Linked DNA regions of Homo sapiens: region 2 is linked to region 1. A link is an interaction called in ENCODE POLR2A ChIA-PET data of the cell type or tissue named here. Cell type or tissue: B cell. All regions are shown on one strand. Each heading gives the region's core, and the rest is flanking DNA. Links, peaks and the distances in the headings are about the cores only. Region 1 overlaps ARFGAP3 (ARF GTPase activating protein 3). Region 2 overlaps PACSIN2 (protein kinase C and casein kinase substrate in neurons 2).

Region 1 (2,910 bases), core at 139-2,638:
CAAAACCTCACCAAACCTTCCAAGTTCATTGCAAATGTTACCTCTTTTAAACTTTGCCTTATTTTCCAACCAGAAGTGGGCACAGGACTTAGTTTCCATCTCTCATGCATAACTTTGCAGTCTATCTTCTTATTTACGTTGTATTTAAGCCTGTCCCTAACCCCAGGCCAACAAGATCGATGCAGGGATCCCATTCACCTTTAATAAGCTCATGAAATACGTAACGGCAAACTTGAGAAAAAACAGAGCTAGAGGGGAGGAGCAGCCTGAAACATGGAGATCCCAGCAATGGAGGTGAAAAGGGGCAGAGGTCAGTTCAATCTGGTCCACTCTGGGAGCAGTCAGCAACCAATGCAGTTTGCCCTCTCCATATACTCTTAATCTGCCTTCCCCCCTTTGCTTGGCAAAAGCCATAACTTATAAATTATTTTTCCTCTGTAAATTTGTTGACTTGAAATTCTAGTTAAAGAAAAAAAACTCCAGTTAAATATGCACACCACCCATGCCACACAGGAAGCAGTGCATGTGTGTGTGTCTGGCAGTGGGAGGGGAAGAAGAGGGGAAAAGTATTCTAGAGGAGAGACTTTATATATTTTGGGGCTGCTTGGATTTTTTCCCAATTAGCTAGTGGTTTTTTTTGTTTCTTTTTTTGGTGGTGGTTGTTGTTGTTTTTTGAGTCAGGGTCTTTGTTCTGTCACCCAGACTGAAGTGAAGTGGTGAGATCATAGCTCACTGCAGCCTCAAACTCCCATGCTCGGCTAGGTGCTGTGGCTCATGCCTGTAAACCCAGCACTTTGGGAAGCTGAGGTGGGTGGATCACATGAGGTCAGGAGTTCAAGACCAGCCTGGCCAACATGGTGAAACCCCGTCTCTAGTAAAAATACAAAAATTAGCTGGGTGTGGTGGCACACACCTGTAATCCCAGCTACTTCGGAGGCTGAAGCAGGAGAATTGCTTGAACCCGGGAGGCGGAGGTTGCAGTGAGCTGAGATCATGCCATTGCACTCCAGCCGAGGGGATAGAGTGAGACTCTGTCTCAAAGGAAAAAAAAAAAAAAAAAATAAAAAACCCAAAAAACTCCCAAGCTCAAGTGATGTTTCCACCTTGGCCTCCCAAAGTGCTGGGATTACAGGTGTGAACCACTATGTCCGGCCCCTCAGTTTTTTTTAAGGAATAAAAATGTTTAAAGAATAGCTCTTCTCTGCCTTAAAAATAACAACAAAAACAATACTGAGTACTTTCTCATCCTTGACTTTTTCTTGCCCAAATCCTAGACTCCTGCCCTAAGGTTGTATCATGAATTTTAATTGCTGTTTTTGAATCATTTACAAGCATTGTGACTCATACAGTTCTATTTATCTGACTTTTAAAAGGTCAGTGATTAAACCTGCAATGGCCCAAACAGATCCTGCTGTACTGCCCCTCAGGCTCTAGGTCACTCCTTCCCTCACGGAGGAACACATCATAAAACCACCCGATTTCCTGGAATGGCTTAAACTGGAAGTATTCTTTAGCGATGAGGAAGAAGGAGAGGTTATAATGGGCGAGACTTAGCAGAAAGAAAGAGGGAAAGAACACAGTAAAGACAGAAGGAAGAGAAGTAACTAGGTATTGCCTTGAGTCTAGTCTTCATCTGCTCTGGGCAGAGTAGGTTACCATAAGTTAACTGGTAATGATCAATCTGGAAAACAAAGTACATTAAAAACAAGCTTTAGCCGGGGTAATCCCAGCACTTTGGGAGGCCGAGGCGGGCAGATCACCTGAGGTCAGGAGTTCAAGACCAACCTGGCCAACACGGCGAAACTCTGTCTCTACTAAAAGTACAAAACTTAGATGGACGTGGTGGCACATGCCTGTAATCCCAGCTACTTAGGAGACTGAGGGCAGGAGAATCATTTGAATCTGGGAGGCGGAAGTTGAGGTGAGCCAAGATCGTGCCACTGCACCCCAGCCTGGGTGACAAAGCAAGACTCCATCTCAAAAAAAAAAAAAAACCCAAAACAACAACAACAAAAAAAAACCCCAAGTTTGATTCAATGGGGAAAAGACAGTCTTTTCAACAAATGGTGATGGAAAAACTAGGTATCCGCATACAAAAGAATGAAGTTGAACTCTTACCTGACATTGTGAACAAAAATTAATTCAAAATGAATCAAAGACTTAAAGGTAAGACCTAAAACTATAAAACTCTTAGAAGAAAACAGAAGGCAAGGCCAGGCACAGTGGCTCACGCCCGTAATCCCAACACTTTGGGAGGACGAGGGGGGTGGATCACAAGGTCAGGAGATCAAGACCATCCTGGCCAACAAGGTGAAAGCCCATCTCTACTAAATATACAAAAATTAGCTGAGTGTGGTGGCGCGCACTTGTAATCCCAGCTACTTGGGAGGCTGAGGCAGGAGAATCGCTTGAACCCAGGAGGTGGAGGTTGCAGTGAGCTGAGATCGCGCCATTGCACTCCAGCTTGGGCGACAAGAGCAAAACTCCATCTCAAAAAAAAAAAAAAAAAAAAAAAGACAAAGAATCATAATAGATTTTATCTTATAGAAACAAATGCTCCTTTTTAATAATCACGTTCTATCAATATTTCGATATTCCTTAAGTCATAATATAAGATTGCTTGCCACAATTCCAGATGGGCAGCCTAGCTGGTTCCTTCCCTAGAAAAGATGGAGTAGGGAAATCTCTGGAAATTGTCTGGGGGAGGCAGCAATGACTAAGCCATGGCTGTTTGAGGGTGCTCTGCACAAGTTGTCCTGGCAAGGGCCTGTGGCAGGTGACAGGCAGGCCTTGCTTAGCTTCCAAGCCCTGGGGATCTTTCCATTATTTCTTTTATTATTTCAATTTATTTCACTTCACAAATAGTCCTGCCTCCCACTGGACTGTGGGGTTATCCCATCAGACTGTCAG
Region 2 (2,910 bases), core at 116-2,615, 160 kb after region 1:
GCACTTCGGGAGGCCAAGGCAGGCGGATCACGTCAGGAGATAGAGACCATCCTGGCTAACACGGTGAAACCCCGTCTCTACTAAAAATACAAAAAATTAGCTGGGCGTGGTGGCGGGCACCTGTAGTCCCAGCTACTTGGGAGGCTGAGGCAGGAGAATGGTGTGAACCCAGGAGGCGGAGCTTGCAGTGAGCCGAGATCGCGCCACTGCACTCCAGCCTGGGCGACAGAGCAAGACTCTGTCTCAAAATAAAACAAAACAAAACAAATATCTGCTCTAATATACCTGAGCAAATGCTCTTATGTGATATCACAACGTTGACAAAATGTGAAGACCTTTCGCAATTTTACAAAGTGCAGTCCTCTACAGAAACACAATTTCTTCTCCCTTGTCTACCTGCTCTTTAACAGCATAAGATGCCTTTTAAAATGCATCTGCCGAAGATGAGGCACTCCTAAGCCAGGGCCTCTGGAATCTTCCTCCTGTCCCACGTGGGATGCATCATGGGGTGGGTGTACCAGCGAGTCACCCACGGCCTTGACCGCACCCCAGCAGCTCTCCCTTTTGTGCCCTTATCTCCCTGCTGTGTAAATGGTTGTAAACTTTCAGATTATTGAAACCAAGTTAGTTACAGACATAGATGCCGTCTTAAGCAAAGGACACACATAATCTCCCTCATGTCTATGTTTCTCAGAGGTGGGGGAGAAAGATTAATTATCTTTTAAAGATGTTCACATCTGAGAGTGATTCACAACTTACTTATTCCAGCCAGCCAGAGGAGGTGAAATGAGTGTGGGCTTCGGTAGGCAGAGCACCAGCTCTGATGGTGACCCTCTGAAGGCCACTGAATCTCTCTGAGCTTAGGTTTACTGATGGATCAAGTGGAGAGAACACTATCTGGTTGCAAGAATTAAATGGGCAGGAATGTAAAGCTTCTTGAATGGTCCCTCAGAAACTTCAGAACATGGGGGCCTGTGCAGACAGCCCCTCACCACTGACTCTGCACCCCCCACGCACATCCTCCTTGGTGGCACATGCCCAGTCTCCTTATCTGATGACACATTTGCAGGAGCAAAGGTCGCAATTGCTTAATTAAAGCATCACCACGTGCGAGCTAAGTGGCGAGCAGGCAGCCAGCTCCAGCCAATCAGACAGCTACAGAACCCACTAATAGCGGGCTTGGACGTCTGTACAGGGAGCACTGCCTGCTCTGTGGTTCCTCTGAAGACCACAATTCATGATCTTGGCACGCTCGGTTGGCGACAACATAATTTAATATAATGAAAGACAAATGCAGTTTAAAACATGAAAATGCTCACAAACTACGGTTTGGGTATCACTTTACATTAAGAAGATTTCATTTCATTCAATAGGAAACTTCAGAATACACAGTTGATCCTATCTAAAGACCACCCTGCAGGTCCAGGCAGAGGCCCCGTCACAGGCCTCCCTGGGCGCTCTGGGCTTGGGCTCAGAGGCCCATATGGGGTCCTGGCAGGTGGCCTCAGGCAAAACCACTCACCCCTTTAGCTCTGACTCTCTTTCTCCTCTAAACAATGAAAAGGGAAACAAATCAACAAGGCTGTCCTGAAAACAAAATGAGGGCTATGGAAAGCTTCTTGGTAAAATGCAAATGCCTAGACAACCAAGCTCTTTTTATTTATACTTATTTTAATTACAAAGTTATTACTTAAACATTAATCTAAAAGTAAAAGGGCAATGGTACTGTGTGGAAAACAAGGAGAAACTTCCTATAATTCTAAAGCCTTAACTATCACTGCTGCGTGTTATCTTAATACAATTTCACACAGGTGAGCAGTGCTCACACCTTTATCATTTGCTTTCTAAGTCCTATTTCCCATCACCTAGGGATAAGCTATCATTACCAGTACTCCCTTCCAATCCTGAGTCACTACGTGTAGTCAAGCAACATCCCTTCACCCCAGGGTCAGGCTTTCTAGAATCCATCACATTAAACTCAGGCAGAGAATTACCAACCCAGAAGAGAGCAAGGCCTCTCTGCATGGCAAGGCTGCCCTCAAAACCCAGGGAGGATATGACCATCATCAGGCCCTTACCCCAACAAAAGGGCCAGGTGCCAACAGCAGCTTACAAAAGGTGGTGGGGAGAAAGACAGGCCCTGTAAGTGCCAGGATATGAGGGGAGTCCATGCAGGGCCAGGGCAGGAGGCCTCACCCACACCAATGACCTGCGACTACACCCGTGACCCCGAGTCACCAAGGAAAGGTCCAAAAAGTTCTGGAAGGATTTTTAAATAGAACTGGATAAAATCACTTTGGGCACTTTAAAGGTATAGTTTGCTGGCAAATTCACTTACGTAGACTGATAGGAGAGTGACTGAATGAGCACTGTGACCAGGCACACATGCTGGGCTCCTGGGGTCCATCACCTCATGCTGCCCCGCCAAAATCCTATGAGGAAGGGCTCTCAGTATCCTGGTGCAAAGGACTGCATGTATGGATCCCCTCAAAATTCATATGTTGAAATTCTACCCCTCAGTTTGATGGCATTAGGAAGTAGGGCCTTTGGAAGCTAATTAGGCAGGGCCCTCATGAATGGGACTAGTGTCCTTACAATTTTTTTTTTTTAGTTTTTGTTGAGATAGGGTCTCACTATGTTACCCAGGCTGGCCATGAACTCCTGGCATCAAGTGATCCTCCTGCCTCAGCCTCCAAAAGTGTTGAGATTACAGGCATAAGCCACTGCACTCAGCCACTCATGCCTTTATAAAAAGTACCTGAGAGCTCTCTCGCCTTCTTTCTGTCATGTGAAGCTATAAGAAGTCAGCAATCCGCAACATGAAAAAGGACCCTCCTCAGAACCCAACCATGCTGGTACCCTGATCTCAGACTTGCAGCCTACAGAACTGTAAGAAGGAAATTTCTGTTG

Evidence for each region. Peaks named below come from ENCODE experiments on the same cell type or tissue, not always from the same donor. Only the 100,000 strongest peaks of a DNase experiment are listed, where the experiment ranks them.
Region 2: POLR2A ChIA-PET joins it to region 1 with 9 read pairs; 22 of 35 experiments call an interaction of 5 or more read pairs at or near these places.

Annotation. Positions count from the first base shown.
Region 1 is chr22:42,843,547-42,846,456 of GRCh38, forward strand. The region is part of intron 2 of ARFGAP3 (ARF GTPase activating protein 3); the gene reads right to left. Among named protein-coding and RNA genes, the nearest start is that of ARFGAP3, 12 kb to the right of the region's middle. In B cell, for the core only: no CTCF peak of the experiment used is centred there; no DNase peak of the experiment used is centred there.
Region 2 is chr22:43,003,358-43,006,267 of GRCh38, forward strand. The region is part of intron 1 of PACSIN2 (protein kinase C and casein kinase substrate in neurons 2); the gene reads right to left. Among named protein-coding and RNA genes, the nearest start is that of PACSIN2, 10 kb to the right of the region's middle. RefSeq lists a silencer at 1,084-1,183. In B cell, for the core only: no CTCF peak of the experiment used is centred there; a DNase peak (open chromatin) is centred at 1,141.